Linked DNA regions of Homo sapiens: region 1 is linked to region 2. Evidence: read pairs that join two places in POLR2A ChIA-PET (ENCODE). Cell type or tissue: IMR-90. All regions are shown on one strand. Links, peaks and the distances in the headings refer to the core of each region. The heading gives the core; the rest is flanking DNA. Region 1 has its middle 15 kb from the start of NXNL2. Region 2 holds the start of LINC02843 (long intergenic non-protein coding RNA 2843).

Region 1 (8,333 bases), core at 159-8,158, 100 kb before region 2:
GTTTCACTCTTGTTGCCCAGCCTGGAGTGCAATGGCGCGGTCTCAGCTCACTGCAACCTCCGCCTCCTGGGTTCAAGTGATTCTCTTGTCTCAGCCTCCCGAGTAGCTGGGATTACAGGCGCCCGCCACCACGCCCAGCGAATTTTTGTATTTTTAGTAGAGACAGGGTTTCATCATATTGGTCAGGCTGGTCTCGAACTCCTTACCTCAGGTGATCCACCCGCCTCGGCCTCCCAAAGTGCTGGGATTACAGGCATGAGCCACCGTGCCCGGCCTAATTATGATATTTTTAATCACACATTCTTGGGAACTGGGTGGACATCTCTTGCATGTAGAGTATCCATAAACTGAGTGTTCGTGTGTGTGTGTGTGTGTGTGTGTGTGTGAGAACCACAACCACACACTTTTAAAAGGTAGAGAAACGGCCCTCCTGGTAAACGTGCTTGTAACTGCCAAGAACTGTGTTGGTGTTTGTGGGCTGGAAGATTTTGCTTTGGGGTGACTAGAGGGAGAGGCAGGGTCCACCTCGGCTGGGCTGGCCCTGTAGGACATGGGCCTTCGTCACCTAGGGCTGGGAGAGTGATGTGTCCTTTGAACCATTATTACTCCCTGAAGACACATTCTTTTTTTTTTTTTTTTTTTTTCTGAGACAGAGTCTCTGTCTCCCATGCTGGAGTGCAGCGGCACCATCTTGGCTCACTGCAATCTCTGCCTCCTGGGTTCAAGCGATTCTGTTGCCTCAGCCTCCCGAGTAGCTGGGATTAGAGGCGCCTGCCACCAAGCCCGGCTAATTTTGTATTTTTAGTTGAAATGGGGTTTCTTCATGTTGGCCAGGCTGGTCTCGAACTCCTGACCTCAAGTGATCCACCCGCTTCGGCCTCCCAGAGTGCTGTGATTACAGTCATGAGCCACCACGCTTGGCCGACACATACTTTAATATTATAACATCCCAAACAATTTTTCTTGACGTAAGGCAAAGTATTCCAGCCTTCTTTCCGAGAACTGTGTAATTTGTGACTATTTCTACAAGTGCCTTGTGCCCCTTGTGTTCCAGAAGCAATACGTGCTCACTGTGGACGAACATCAGGAAAAAGATTCCATCATCCTGAGGGAAAGCCATGATGGATGTTTTAGTCCATCTATATGTCCCCTAAAGTCACCACCTTTTTATTTTTTCCGTGTGTACACATTGCTTTTCATCTTTATACACTTGCCACCCTGCGTGTGGACATAGACAAGCAGTGGCAGTGTGATGTGGGCACCATGGGGCAGGGGTTGAAAGACATGCAGCATCGTGACCCAGCCCAGGCCCACGTCTCATCCAGACTCCCTGGTGAGCCCCGTGGGCGCTAACATCTGAGAAGCATGGCTCTGCAAAGGTGTCTTGTCCACTGAATTTGTTGAAGTCATTTCACTGATTTCAGCCCACAACTGGGGCATCTTTATCAAAGCCCAGGGTGCTCCACAAGCCATCAGGCCTGGGGCAGGTGGGGGCCCTCCCCTCTCCCAGGAGAGGCCTAGCCACTGGCATTCCTGCAGGAGCGCGTGCAGACCTCAGGGAGACTCATGAAATGCTGGTCACTGTGCACTGGAGAGGGGCAGTCACTGAGAGAACACACGTATACACCACACATATAACCTACACACACCACAAACACACACACAGACACAGACATTCCTAGAGAAAGGAAGAAGAGGGGTGACACAGAGCTCACCAGTCAGGAGAATTATGCTCTATTGGGCTGGACTGACTTAGGCCGAATTTACAAACACCATGGAGGTACCTTAAAACCCCATCCTTTCAGTAGGGTGTCCTATGCTAATTTTGATTGAAAAGAGCCTCTGTTTTAGTCATCTCCACTTTGCCAGCTATCTAGAATCTTTGAGCCATTTGGTAAACTGAATTACCCTTCTCTCCTGCATTTTTGTTTAAGAATTATCTGGGCTGGGCATGGTGGCTCATGCCTATAATCCCAGCACTTCCGGAGGCCGAGGTGGGTGGATTACCTAAGGTCAGAAGTTCAAGACCAGCCTGGCCAATGTGGTGAAACCCTGTCTCTACTAAAAATACAGAAATTAGCCAGGCATGGTGGCGGGCACCTGTAATTCCAGCTACCCGGGAGGCTGAGGCAGCAGAATCGCTGAACCCAGGAGGCAGAGGTTGCAGTGAGCCGAGATCATACCACTGCACTCCAGCCTGGGCAACAAAGAGCGAAACTCCATCTTAAAAAAAAAATAAAGAAAAAAGAATGATCTTATCTGATGAGTCAGGTGTGGTGGCTCACGCCTGTAATCCCAGCACTTTGGGAGGCCGAGGTGGGTGGATTGCCTGAGGTCAGGAGTTCAAGACCAGCCTGGACAACATGGTGAAACCCCGTCTCTACTAAAAATACAAAAATTAGCTGGGCGTGGTGGCAGGTGCCTGTAATCCCAGCTACTCAGGAGGCTGAGGCAGGAGAATTGCTTGAACCCAGGAGGTGGAGGTTGCAGTGTGCCAAGATCACACTATTGCACTCCAGCCTGGGCAACAAGAGGAAGACTTTTTCTCAAAAAAAAAAAAAAAAAAAAAAAAAAAAAAAAAAAAAAAAAAAGCTGGGTGCTGTAGCTCATGCCTGTAATCCTAGCACTTTTGGAGGCCAAGGTGTGTGGATCACGAGGTCAGGAGATGGAGACCATCCTGGCTAATATGGTGAAACCCTGTCTCTAAAATGGTGAAACCCTGTCTCTACTAAAAATACAAAAAAAAAATAGCCAGGCATGGTGGCATGCATCTGTAGTCCCAGCTACTCAGGAGGCTGAGGTGGGAGGCTGAGCCTGGGAGGCGGAGCTTGCAGTGAGCCGAGATGGCACCACTGCACTCCAGCCTGGGTAACAGAGCAAGACTCTGTCTCAAAAAAAAAAAAAAAAAAAGGAATTATCTTATCTGGCTGTTTGCTTTGTGTGTGTATTTTATTCTATGTACTTGCCATGACCTGAATGTTTCTGTCCGGTATAATCCATGTGTTGAAGTCCTAACCCCTAGGTGATGGTGGTGTTAGGAGGTGGGGCCTTTGGGAGGTGATTAGGTCAGGAGGGTGGGGTGGAGCCCTCATAAATGGGAGTAGTGTCCTCCTAGGAGAGACCCTTACCCCTTCTAATATATGAGGACACAGTGAGCAGATGCCATCTGTGAACAAGAAGTGGGCCCTTAGGAAACACAGAAGCTACTGCCATTTTGACCTTGGACTTACAGCCTCCAAAACTGTGAGCAATGCATTTCTATTATGATACACAGCCTCGTCTGTGGTATTTTGTGATAGCAGCCTGAACAGACAAAGACAGCGCCTATAAGTAGTCTAACCTGAACCCTCCACTGGCTATCCAGGTTTCCTCTCGAGATATGCAGACACATCCATTGGTCTGTCCCTTCTATCGTCTTGAAGAAACCTGTGCTGAAGCCTCCCAACATCTCCATAGGTTCTGGTGAGCTATGTTCCTGGTACATCTGTCAACCCGATGTCACCCTTTGGAATGATCCCCGGGCTGCTCCACGGCTCTCTCCTGCATTGAGTTTCTCTTTCTTGTCATTCTGTTTCTTGGTTTCCACCCTTGTTTTGTTGGAATACATCCTCTAATAGTTTCCTAAGAACAGGTGAAAGGGGGCAAACTCTTTGAAGCCTCCTGAGTCTGAAAAGCCTCCATTCTATATGTACTCACTGGATGAGTGGCAGGTGCAGAATTTAGGTTGGAAGTACTTTCCTTCAGTGATTTGAAGGCACCACCTCATAGCTTTTTTTTGTTTCTTTGTTATTGTTGAGAGATCCAACTACACTGTGACTCCTGGCCCTGTGAGTGGTTACTGTATTAGGCCATTCTTGCATTGCTATAGATACCTGAGACTGGCTCATGGTTCTGCAGGCTTTACAGGAAGCATGATGCTGGCATTTGCTTAGCTTCTTGGGAGGCCTCAGGAAGCTTACAACCATGGCAGAAGGTGAAAGGCGAGCAGGCATGTTACATGCCCAGAGCAGGAGCAAGAAAGGGAGGGGGAAGGTGCCACACACTTTTTTTGTTTTTTTAGATGGAGTTTTGCACTCGTTGCCCAGGCTGGAGTATAGTGGTGCTATCACTGCAACCTCCGCCTCCCAGGTTTAAGTGATCCTCCTGCCTCAGCCTCCTGAGTAGCTGCGATTACAGGCATGGGCCACCACGCCTGGCCAATTTTTTTGTATTTTTAGTAGAGATGGGATTTCTCCATTTTGGTCTCAAACTCCTGACCTCAGGTAATCTGCCCACCTCGGCCTCCCAAAGGTCTGGGATTACAGGCGTGAGCCACAGTGCCCGGCCTGCCACACACTTTTAAACTACCAGATCTTGCAAGAGCTCAGTCACTATTGCAAGGACAATACCAAGAGAATGGCACTAAACCATTCATGAGAAATCCACCCCCATGATCCAATCACCACCCACCAAGCCCCACCTCCAACAATGGGAGTTACAATTCAACATGATATTTGGGAAGGGACACACATCCAAACTACATCAGTGACCAAGCTGGACCTGGGTCTGCCCACCCAGCACAGCAAAGCTAAACACTAACATGGTGATGGCAGTGAGAGAAAGTGAGGCATTTATTGTGAGGTGCCAACAAGAATCAGGCAGCTCAGGCTTAAGACACAAATTTAATGGCTTACATGTAAGGGTTTTTAAAGGCGGGAGGCAGAGGTTACATGCAAAGTAATAAATGAATACATGGAAGCTACACATTGGTTTGGCCTAAAAAGGTGGGACATCTTGAAGCAGGGAAGCTCATAGGTCATAGGTAGATTCAAAGATTTTCTGACTTGTTATTGGTTAAGCTTTGTCTAAAAACTTGGGGTCAGCAGAAAGGAATCTTGAGCTCTGGCCTGTGGGTGTGACTTCCTCCAGGACCCTTAGTAGGAAGAAATTTGGAATAGAGAACAGTGGTCACAGTTCAGTCCTCAATTCTCTCTTCTCTGAGGTCTATGTGCCAGTAGATGACATTTTCCATTTGGTATGGTCCAGGTTTCTGAAAAGCAACTCAAGAATATTGTTAAGGTGTAATCTTTAGTTTCTGTAGGGAACCGAACATTCTGTGGCTCAGACTTCCTTGGCTATTGTGTGAGGCTCTCGTCACCTTCTTGTTTTCTAGGTTGCTTATTTACTTCTCAAGGCTGGGTAGGTGCCTGGAATTTCCCTTAAAGAAACTCAAGATGTTCCTTTATTTCCATGCTTGTCGGGGGTGGCAGGCCTCCAAGAGGGGTCCCTGCTGCATCTCAAGCGTGGTCTATTCTCTCTCAGAACTTGTCAGATATTCTCCTTGCCTGTTGTTCTATACTTTCATGATGCCTTAGCAAGCCTCTGTTTTCACCGTAGGGCCTGTTGGCTCTTGGGAGCTGTTCAGTCTGGAAACACACTCGTTTTCTTCTGGGAAATGTCTCAGAGTTATTTTTCTTAATTTTCTGTCTTCTGTTTGGTTGGCTTTGTCTTTCGGCATTTCCTAGTTTTTGAATGTTGGACTTTCTAGATTGGACCTCTAACATCCTTATATTTTTCTCTTCTATCTGCCATCTCTTTTTATTTTTGTTCTACTTTTTGAGAGATTTCCTCAAATTTATCTTCTAGCCCTTTATCTGCTATCATGATTTTAATACATATAAAGAGTTCTTTGTTGTCTGAGTCAGTTTCTCTCTGTCTCTCTTCTCTCCCTCCTTTCCCTTCCTATCTCTCTTTCATGGCATTCTGTTCTAGTTCCATGAAAGCAGTATCTCCTCATACCTCTCTAAGGATATTAACCATATTTTTAAAATGTCTTCTTTCTGCACAGTTTCTGTTCACCCCAAGTGGCTTCCCCTTCCCCTTCCCCTGTTGCTTCTCTCTCCTGTTTATTTTGGGAGGGACTTAGCAGAACATCAGTGGGGCTTGTTAACGCTGAGCTCCCCTATAGAGTGATCCTGCTGGGGCCATTCTGTTAGCAAGATTGCTCTTTCTGGCTTGTCACATTTACCAGAAAGCATCCTCTTATCTCCTATCAGGAGGAGGGATGAAAGGCTCAGTGTTCTGGGAGCTGGGTAGGATCATACCTTTTCATGAAATTACCCTGATTTCATTTTGGCACTCTTACTTTCAGCCACGTATTTCTCAACCAAGAGAGCCCATTTGTCACCTCAGGGGTGGTAAGTTCAATCACTCAGCATGTGGAGGTGGGAGGGAGCCTGGAGATCAAACCACTTTGTAAACACATCACACTCTTCCTTATAGGTGCCTGTATTACTACTTCAAGGGGGCTTCTGGAGCCACTGGCTCCCAGTCATTTGAGGATTACTTGGGATAAACCAGTTGGTTCTCACATTTTCCAGCTCTGGCCCAGATCACGCTTGTGTGTCTGTGGAGTCAGCCTCCACTCCCCTTCCGCTTTTACAGCTTCCAAACATGTTTTTGTTTTGTTTACTCTTTTGTTTTCCCCATCATTAAAAAAACAAATCCCTTTGCTGTCATTTCAATGGCTCTATTAGGGAGTGAAATTGCATGCATGTGTTTAAACTGCCTATTTGCCTGATTGTTGAGAAAAGTTAATTTTATGTTTGTAATTTTACAAGGAAGACTCCTTTTAAAATTTTACTTAATTTAGTGAACTGACAAAATGCCATGTGAATCTAGTTTTCTGCTTTAAACATGCATGTTTTTTTTTTTTTTTTTGAGATGGAGTCTCGCTCTGTCACCCAGGCTGGAGTGCAATGGCGATCTCCACTCACTGCAAACTCTGCCTCCTGAGTTCACGCCATTCTCCTGCCTCAGCCTCCCGAGTAGCTGGGACTACAGGTGCCCACCACCACGCCCAGCTAATTTTTGTATTTTTAGTAGAGACGGGATTTCACCGTGTTAGCCAGGATGGTCTCAATCTCCTGACCTCGTGATCCGCCCACCTCAGCCTCCCAAAGTGCTGGGATTACAGGCATGAGCCACCGCGCCCGGTGAAACATGCATTCTTAACCTTTATAATACCTCTACAGTTGTAATGACAAGTTCAAAGTTATTTCCACAATATCTGTCTGACTTTGCCATTGGAGTATGAGAATGAGAACAATTGTGCCCAGTTGAATCTGACCACTTTACACCAGAGGTAGGAAGTGGTGGAAAAATTGCCCACGACTAAGACCTAAAAGGATGATTTTAAACTAGGGGCAGCTAGCTAGGAATCTTAGATCTGAAATCCTGGATGATATCCTTCCACTCCACATGAAAAACCCATCTATAATCTAATGTCCCATGGGACCCAGTCTTGCCTTCAGTGAATGCCGTAATAATTGCAAAAAGCAAACTCCAATTGTTACTTGCATCATTTGAAAAATAATTGAGGAGATCCACTTCACAACCCAAGGCTACTCATCTAAAACCTCCTTTGCTAGCCCGGCTTGGTGATGTGCGCCTGTAATCCCAGCTACTCAGGAGGCTGAGGCAGGAGAATTGATTGAACCCGGGAAGCGGAGGTTGCAGTGAGCTGAGATTGTGCCATTGCACTCCAGCCTGGGTGACAAGAGTGAAATTCTGTCTCAAAAAAGCCCAAACAACAACAACAACAACAACAAAAAACCCATGCTTCTCCTCCCCAAATAGCCCTCCAGAGTCTTCCATCACTCCTTTTGAGGCCCAGCCCATGTGGCTCTGCTCCCCACCCTCCTTCTCCTTGTCTCTGAACTCCTTGCTACATAGCGTGTTGCAGCATGTCTGGTTGAATCTGCATCGCTTTATTTTTTTCTCCTGGTGCTACATCAGCAGCTGGGTCTAACCCAGAGGCTCTTTCTAGCGGGTCAGGGAGGTGGAGAGTCCAACAGGGTAAGAAGAACATTTTTCTTATCTAGCTGTGGAGTGACAGAGAGAGGGCTGGCTAGGGACATAAGAAATCATATCTCCTTTATACTTCATGTAAAAGATCTGATATTATTCCAGATATATTTACCTGGAATAAATCCTCAAGATTAAAGCCTTATGGTTTTTTTGGGTAAACATTTGCAGTGATAAGGCATAAGAGACATCACTTTTCATTCCTATGTTCTTTTTGCTTTTCTATTTTCACTTTCTGAAACAGAAAAGTAATGATCTTTATTCCTCTTTCCTTATGTATGTGTTGTCATGATTTTGTTACAAATAATCATCTTCAGGTAAATGTATTGTATTAGTACAAGGTTTTAGATATCAATTAATTAATTCATCCATTCATTCATTCAACAGGCGTTTGGTTCTTCTCTCTCCAGGCCTGGGCTGACATGAAACTCATCGTTATAATGGTATATGATGAGGTGGTGGAGTCAGGGCCTCAGGCAGGGATAAAG
Region 2 (8,333 bases), core at 184-8,183:
CACTCTGTGTTCTGTAACTTCTTGCATTATAAACCAAACTAACATGATTTTCTGCCTCCCCTGATTTCACTGGTGCCGTCATCATTCATCGAGAGGTTGATTTGCAAAGCTTTTCTCTGGACACATGGAGAAGATGACACGCTGGCCAGCCACAGGGAAGCATGTCCCGTGTCTGCCACTCATATAAGCTCTTCAATATATTGTCTCTGTTTATCATCACATATACATAATGAGTTATCATCTCTCCTGTTTTGTAGCTGATGAACACATTTCCAGGTCTCAGCAGTGAGTAAGGGGTTGGATTAAGCACCATGCTTTTCACTGCTATTCCTTGCTGTCTTCCTGCTCTGAGTTTATCTGAAACACAAAGGAGAGAGAATAAGTGTCTACACTGTGGTTTTCCAAACTGACCTCCTTCAATGTACCTAAGAAAGAAGAAAGAGTAATCATCTTATTATCAGAAAATGATTCTAACTATTGAGCTGCTGATATGTATTATGAACACAAATCTCAGCCCCCAAACTCAGATGTGTAGGTTTTTAAAAAATCACCTGTAATTCAACTTAGTATCTACTTCAGGCCTCATTCCCCTGAGCTGGTGGAGCAGGGTAGTTCCATCTCTTTTGGGGTCCCCTCACTGTGGAGGTGGGTGAAATTTGTGGGGCTTGTGTAGTGACCCACTCTCAAGGTGGTGGTTGGTGCCCAGTTGATCTTTGTCATCTCTATACACAGGTAATAACTTGGTCTTGGTCTTAGTCATTGTCCTGGGATGGGGTGTAAAAACATGTGTTGTTTTATGCCCCGCATTCAGGCACACCAGTCTTTCCAAGGATGGCAAGACAGGCAGGCTTCCATGCGGCCAGGGCTTTGCTATTTCTCTGTAGGTTGCTGGAAGGCCTGCACAGCCATGGCTCCTTCACCAGAGCAGCTCCCCTGCATCCACCCAAACCACTCTCCACAAAAGCCAGAAAGCCTGGAAGCAATGAGACCAAAATGGTCCCTCTGCTCGAGTAGGAGGAAAAAAGCAAAGTGAAAACCTACCCAGCCACATAAATTAAAATTTTTCCAATTATTATAAAATGCTTTTCTTCCTCCCTCTTTCTCTTTATCTGTGCATACTCTTGGGGTTTAGCTCTCTTCTAGAAACTTTCCCTAATTGCTATGGTGCCAGAAATATTCTTTTCTCTGAACTTCCATTTTTCAATTAACATCTGACACATCTTTTATTAGCTTAAAAAAAAGTTAGTGTCTTGTCTCCCTAACAGATTGTGCTCCCCTAGGTCTGGGGCTGTGTCCAACTTCTTTATCCGCCCCCCCCTTTTTTTTCAATACCTAAACAGTGCTAGGTATAGGGAGTAGCCTAAAGAAAAGTGTGTTGAATGTTTAAATTACTAAATAGGTACATGTTCAAATGCACAAATAGGCTACACGTTGTATTATTTGATTTTTTTCAAATAATACAAGAGTGTATAAAGTCATTTCCAATTCCTTCTTTATCACTGGAAATATTCTTTAATCTGAAATCAACTTTGTCTGATATTAATATAGCCACTTCAGTCTTTTTTTTTTTTTGAGACAGAGTCTCCCTCTGTCACCCAGGCTGGGGTGCAGTGGCGTCATCTTGGCTCACTGCAGCCTCTGCCTCCCAGGTTCAAGTGATTCTCCTGCCTCAGCCTCCTGAGTAGCTGGGATTACAGGCACTCATCACCATGCCTGGCTAATTTTTGTATTTTTAGTAGAGATGGGGTTTCACCACATTGGCCAGTCTGGTCTTGAACACCTGACCTCAAGTCGTCCGCCTGCCTTGGCTTCCCAAATTGCTGGGTTTACAGGTGTGAGCACTGCCCCCGGCCATCCAGTCTTTTTTTGAGAAGGGTTAGCACAGTGTATCGTTGTTGAACATTTTAATTTTAATCAGTTTGTCTATTTATATTTAAAGAGAATTTCTTGTGTTTATTAGGTCTTGTTTTTTTGATTCAATATGACAATCTCTGACTTTTTATTGTGGTGTTTAAACCGTTTATACTTAATATGATTATTGCTGTGGTTAGGTCTAAGTATCTCCTCCTGCTATTTGCTTTCTATTTGTAACGTTTATTCTGTGTTACCCTTTTCCTCTATTTTTGCCTTTTTAAAAGTTAATTGAAAATTTTTATGATTCCATTTTATCTTCTTTGTTGGATTTTAGCTGTAACTCCTTGTTTTGTTCTTTTACTAGTTGTTATAGGGTTTAAAATATTTAACTTAATATAGTCTACCTTCAAGTCATATTATACAGGTTCACTGACAGTATAAGAAGCTTAAATAATATACTTCTATTTGCCCTTTTCCACCTATATAGTCTTTATGGTTTTGTTGTCATACATTCACTTTTATGTATGTTACGAACTCCATAGTACATTGGTATTACTCTTGATTAAACAATTATATTTTCAAAAGATTTAAATTCTAAAGTATATATATTTACCAATGTATTTAATAGTTATCATTTCTGGTACAGTTCATTCATATTCATCTGGTTTTCATTTCATTTTCCTTCTGCCTAGAAGACTTCTTTCAATATTTCTTATAATATGTGTGTAACTAGAGTCTGTAAAGGAGAGAGGTTGCGGGAAGGGCAGAAAAAATATTTGAAGAAATCATGACTGAAAAATCTCCAAATTTGATAAAATTATAAAGCCATAGATCAAATATGCTTAAGGAGCCCTTTGCACACGAGATATGAATGTCACATAAAACTGTCCTGCCACTCAGTGTTGCTATTTTGTGTTTTTCTTTTAAATTCTTTTTGTCTTTTTCATTTTGAATAGTTTCTATTGTTATGTCTTCCAGTTCACTTAAAGTTCAGTTTGGATCTTTTTTTAAAATCTTTTTTAAGAGACAGGGTCTCACTGTGTCCCTCAGGCTGGAGTACAGTGGAGCTATCATAGCTCATTGCAGCCTCAAACTCCTGGGCTAAAGCGATCCTCTTGTCTTGGCCTCCCAAAGTTCTGGGATTGCAAGTGTGAGCCACCACATCCCATCAATTTGGGTGTTTTTTAAAAAATATCTTTCATGTGTCTAGTTAAGTTTTTGAACTTCTGGAATACAGTTATAACAATGTTTTAATGTCCTTGTGTGCTAATTCTGACATCTGTGCCCATTCTGGGACTGTTTCAATTTGTTGATTTTTCTCTTCATTGCGGGGCTTTTTTTTTTTTTTCTTTTTTTTTTTTTCTTTTTTTTTTTTTGAGACAGAGTCTCTCTCTGTCGCCCAGGCTGGAGTGCGGCAGCATCATCTCGGCTCACTGCAAGCTCTGCCTCCCAGGTTCACGCCATTCTCCTGCCTCAGCCTCCCGAGTAGCTGCGACTACAGGTGCCCGCCACCACTCCCGGCCAATTTTTTGTATTTTTAGTTGAGATGGGGTTTCACCATGTTAGCCAGGATGGTGTTGATCTCCTGACCTCGTGATCCACCCGCCTTGGCCTCCCAAAGTGCTGGGATTACAGGCGTGAGACACTGCACCCGGCCCATTACGGGGCTTTTTTTCCTTCCTTTCATGCCTGATAATATTTGATGGGATGCCAAACACTGTAAGCTCTCTGGTGAAAACATAAAGGTTTTCTTGAAGTGAGGTTTGAACTGAATTTTGAAGGGTATATATGGCTTAAACAGTGAAATGAGGGGAAAAACATTTAAAGAAGAGGGACAAACGTGAAAGTAGCTGAGGCATAAAAGGCTATGTGTTTTTAAGAAAATAAAAGATTGCTGGGGTGACTAGGAGCAAGCAGTGAAATGGAGAATTGCATTCTATGTCTCTTGGGGTAAAGGGATGGGCAGACCATGTCCCACTGACTCAGGGGCTTTGTTAGGCATTTTGTTCTGTATCCTGTGAACAATAGTAATTCTTTAAGGGCTTTACTTAAGCTCAGATTTGCAGAAAAATCACTCTGGCTTCAATGTGAAGAACAGCTTGAATGAGCTTCAGAATAGAAGGGGTGTCGAGTTAGGAAGCCACTGTAGATTTCTGAGTGAGAGATGAGCATAGTTGGGGCCAGGATGGGAGCAGAGATGGAAAGAAGTGGGCTGACCTGAGATACAAGATGTGGGGTGACTCTTGACCCCTCCCGACTGCACCCTATGAGATCAATCACCAAGTTCATGTGAACGCTTTTCTAAGGGGAATATTATTTTCACAGAGTGAATACATTTTTTATTGATATGTTCATAAATATACTTTCTTACAGTTCTGACTATTGCATGTAGTACCTCAGAAAGGAAACCTATTTATTAACTTGTACCCAGAAATGACTCCTAGTGAATCTCTTCTGATATTTGCCCAAGAATTCCCCTAAAACACTCAGTAATGAAAAACCTCATTCCAAAGGCCTAGTTCAATATTCCTCAAACTGTAGTGTGCATGAGAATCACCTGACAAGCTTGTTCAAACAAATATTTCTGGGCCACATTCCCCAGAGTTTCTGATTCAGTAAGTCTTATTCAGTGACTTTTCACCTCTATCAAGTTCCTGGGTGATTTTGATGCTGCTGGCCCAGGGACCACTGTATGGGAATCACTGGTTAATCAGAAGCACTATAGCCAAGAGTGCTTCTCTTGGAGAAGGAAACACAGAAACTCTGTTCCTTTCCAGTGCTGTGACTTGGTCAAGTGACTCACCCCTCTGTGCCTTTGTTTCCTCATCTGGGTCTTGGTGAGGCTTAGAGTGAGGACTGTTGGAAAGCATTAGGACAGATGTATAAGGAGCATATACACGCTTTTATACGTAAGAAAATAAGTTCCATGTGCCTTGCATATTCTACAGTTCTCAGTGTATGGTGAGACAGATCCTGCTTTCAGTTCATCCTTGGTGAATGCTAGTCAAAATTCTATGTGATGTCACAACAGAAATCTTCAGTTAACAGTCGTGGAAAGGACTCAAGCTCTACTCCATCTCCACCTCCTTGGGTTTGGGTAAATTCTCAGCAGGATTGTGCATTAGGTGAGTGTCTGCTTCTCCCCTGGGTCCCCATAACTTTGCTTGCTCCTAAACAGGGAGTCACATCTGGGAAGAGACAGTAGATAATGGAGCCAGAGAGCTGACTCACCACGTGGGATGGCTGTGGGCAAGTTTCCCAGGTTGCACAAGCCACCGGGTTTTCTGAAACAGATGGAAAGACCGCCTCTGCAGGCCGCTGGCTGACTTCAAGATAGTCGTGCTGTATCAAGTGGTGTGAGAAGGAAAGACCCATAAGAGACTTTGTCATCCAAGTTTCAGATTCCCCTGGATTCCTTAGCGATAAGACATGCATGGCTCATTACATATTCTATTTATGAAATTTCTACGGGCAAAGACTCGAATGCCCTTTAACTGGGTGCGCACATGGGCATCGCATAGTTTTCCAGAGTAACCCAAGATACTGGGGTGGAGAGAAAAATGGAACCAGAAGACAAGCCAGCTTCTACCAAAGCCACCCAGCAGTCAGCCAGCCCAGACTCTCAAATCTGGACCTGGGGGTCAGCCCTAGGTAGACAGGCAAGCCATCTTTCAAAGGCTCCCATGTCCTCTTAATAAAGTGAGAGCCAGACATTAGCAATCATTCTCACAATTTTTAAAAACCATATTATCAGCTGTTATTTTAAATATCCCTAACCTAGTATAGTTAATAACAGAAACAGAAAACATTTAAGATTTTTAAGATATAAGAATTGAAGATCTTGAGTCAAGCTTTAAAATGAAAGTAACTTTGAAATGAGGTCAAAGTTAGAACATTCAGCAAGGAATCTTAATTAGAAAAGTATGACTGGGCAATACTAGAACAATTCTGAGCAAATGATTTTGCCACCAGGAATGGTAAATTCAAAGAAGGCAAATTAGCAGTAAGTTGCAGAGATGGCCACTTGAATGAAACACAAACAGGGTTAATTTTTTTCACTCGGTCAATTGCATTTCTCATACAAAGCTGAAAAATGCTCTCTTGTAATTCTCATTTTATAATAGCAATTCTTTTGTTTTGCATTGCCTGGCCATTGCAATCTGGACAAAGCAACTTTTCCATCCTATTTTAGTTCTCAAAGTATATTGATTTTTAATTTCCTGGAGCCAGTTTTCTACACAACAATATTTTATTCACTATGAGAAGTAGTGCCAGTTTTAAACATTTATAGACTTGTTTCTCCAGGGAAAAACATAAGCTAGAAAGAAAAACTAAAATTTCATTTGATGAGATTCAAATGGCAATTGGGGGTTTGAATGTAGAAGTGTTGTTTTCTTATCCAGAACAGTCACTGGAACTGCATTAAGGGAATGCTATCTGGTCAATTTTTGTTTACTTTCTGGAGATACGATATTTTCTGAGGATTCAAAACAAGTGGGAAATTGCCAAAGTCTTGCAAGCCTGATTTAAGAGACAGAAAAGAAGAGACAACATATAAAGTTTTCTCTTCGTGCATATGAACACACATATATCTTTAAGTTAATACATTAATGGATCATATTATAACATTTCTTTTCAAAAATTTTCTTTTTGTTCTTTGCTCTTCTTCTTCTCTTTCCTTTCCCAAACTTTCTCTCTGCCTTCTGCACAGGTAACTCATGATAACAGTATGTGGCCTATAATTTTCAGCTCACTCGCGCTTACCTGCATGTATGTGCACAGATGTTAGAGAGTGCTTTTCTTCATTTTTGTTAGAAATGGGATAATAAAACAGACTTTTTTTTTCTGCATTTGGTTTCATTTACTCTGTAATTGCTCATGGAAATCTCCCAGAGTCATCAATGTGGCTCTAATTCATTCTTTTCAGTGGCTGTGTAATAGGTTGTGGTGTGTATGAGCCAGAATTTCTTTCATCATTCCTCTGTCATTAGGCGTTTATTTGAGTTCCAGCTTTTTGCCACTGGGAACAATACTGCAGTAAATGCTTATGTCCTTGTGTTTTCATTGCAGTGGGGTAGATGGAGGTGGCTCTAGACATTTTAGTTCTGAGTTTAACCTCTTTTTGCTCATCTTTACTTGCTGTAGGGGCTGCAAAGATAAATAAAACTTAATCTTTATCAAGCCCTCATAGCTGAGAATGGCCATGGAGCTCAGTTTAAGGCAGGGAAGTGGCTTTGGCTGAGCCTCTTCTGATACAGGCTGAGCATGCCTAGTGAGAAAATCCGAAATCCAAAATGCTCCAAAATTCAAAACGCTTTGAGTGCTGATGTGATGCTCAAAGAGATGCTCATTGGAGCATTTCAGATTTTTGTGTTAGGGATGCTGAACCAGTAAGTGTAATACATATATTTCAAAACTTGAAAACAATCAAAATTCAGAGCACTTCTGGTCCCAAACATTTTGGGCGAGGGATACACACTCAACCTGTACCTCCGTCTTCCTGCTTGGAATGCAGCTGTTGCTAAAAGTGGCAGAGGTGAGAGAGAGAGAGAGAGAGAGAGAGAAATAAAGAAGGAGCCTGGTATGTATGATTTAGCCATGTTTCAACAAGTATTTCTGAGCATCTAATCACAAAGATATGGAATCATTCTAAGTGTCCATCAATGGATGATTGGATAAAAAAAATGTGTATATATATATGTAGGAATACTACTTAGCTATAAGAAAGAAGAAAATCATGTTTTGCAGCAACAAGGATGGAACTGGAGGCTGTTATGTTAAGTGAAACAGATCAGAAACAGAAAGTCAAATACCACATATTCTCACATAAGTGGGAGCTAAATAAAGTGTACACGTGGACACAGAGTGTGGAATAATAGGCATTGGAACTGGGAAGGGTGGGAGGGTGAGGAGAGTGAGGAATAAGAAATTACTCAATGGGCATGATCTACACTATTCAGGGGATGGTTTCACTAAAAGCCTGGATTTTATCACTATGCAATATAGCCACATAACAAAGCTTCACTTGTACCCCTTAAATTTATAAAAATAAGAAAGTGAAGGATAGAGATACCAAAGAAAGAGACATGGTCCCTGGCTTCATGAAATGTGTAAGTGCTTTGCAGGTGCAAGACGAGGTGGCATGAAGCCATGATGCACAGGGAACTAGAGCGATCTGGGGCAGGTGGCAATCACAGAAGCCCTAAAGGAGGGTAGTGTTGGTTAGGAATGGGAGGGAAGGAGCCTTCCAGAGAGAAGGAGTGCTATAGTGCTAGGACCTTGGCTTGTTTCTTGGAACAGAGGAAAGGTCAGCATGGCCAAAGCCCAGCACTGGAGGGGGCAGTCTCACTCTGTTGCCCAGGTTGGAGTGCAGATCTCAGCTTACCAAACAAGGGTTTGGCCTTGTTGGTCTTTCAAGGAACTTGAACTTTCCCGTTAGTGAGGAAGACAGGTAGCGGTTTCTGGAGGCAAGCGTGAGA

Evidence for each region. ChIA-PET counts read pairs that join two places held together with the same protein. Peaks named below come from ENCODE experiments on the same cell type or tissue, not always from the same donor. Only the 100,000 strongest peaks of a DNase experiment are listed, where the experiment ranks them.
Region 1: POLR2A ChIA-PET joins it to region 2 with 10 read pairs; 2 of 35 experiments call an interaction of 5 or more read pairs at or near these places.

The regions. Positions count from the first base shown.
Region 1 is chr9:88,545,792-88,554,124 of GRCh38, forward strand. It overlaps a transcript of NXNL2 not described here. Among named protein-coding and RNA genes, the nearest start is that of NXNL2, 15 kb to the left of the region's middle. In IMR-90, for the core only: no CTCF peak of the experiment used is centred there; no DNase peak of the experiment used is centred there.
Region 2 is chr9:88,647,304-88,655,636 of GRCh38, forward strand. LINC02843 (long intergenic non-protein coding RNA 2843) reads right to left here and starts at 4,857. Exons shown (of 4, transcript NR_144626.1): 1 at 4,658-4,857; 2 at 1-357. It overlaps LOC105376135 (a long non-coding RNA gene), which reads left to right and starts at 4,546. Exons shown (of 2, transcript XR_930098.2): 1 at 4,546-4,763; 2 at 4,886-5,570. RefSeq lists an enhancer at 4,526-5,725. In IMR-90, for the core only: a CTCF peak has its summit at 5,157; DNase peaks (open chromatin) are centred at 4,528, 5,168 and 6,858; H3K4me3 peaks cover 270 bases; H3K27ac peaks cover 2,027 bases.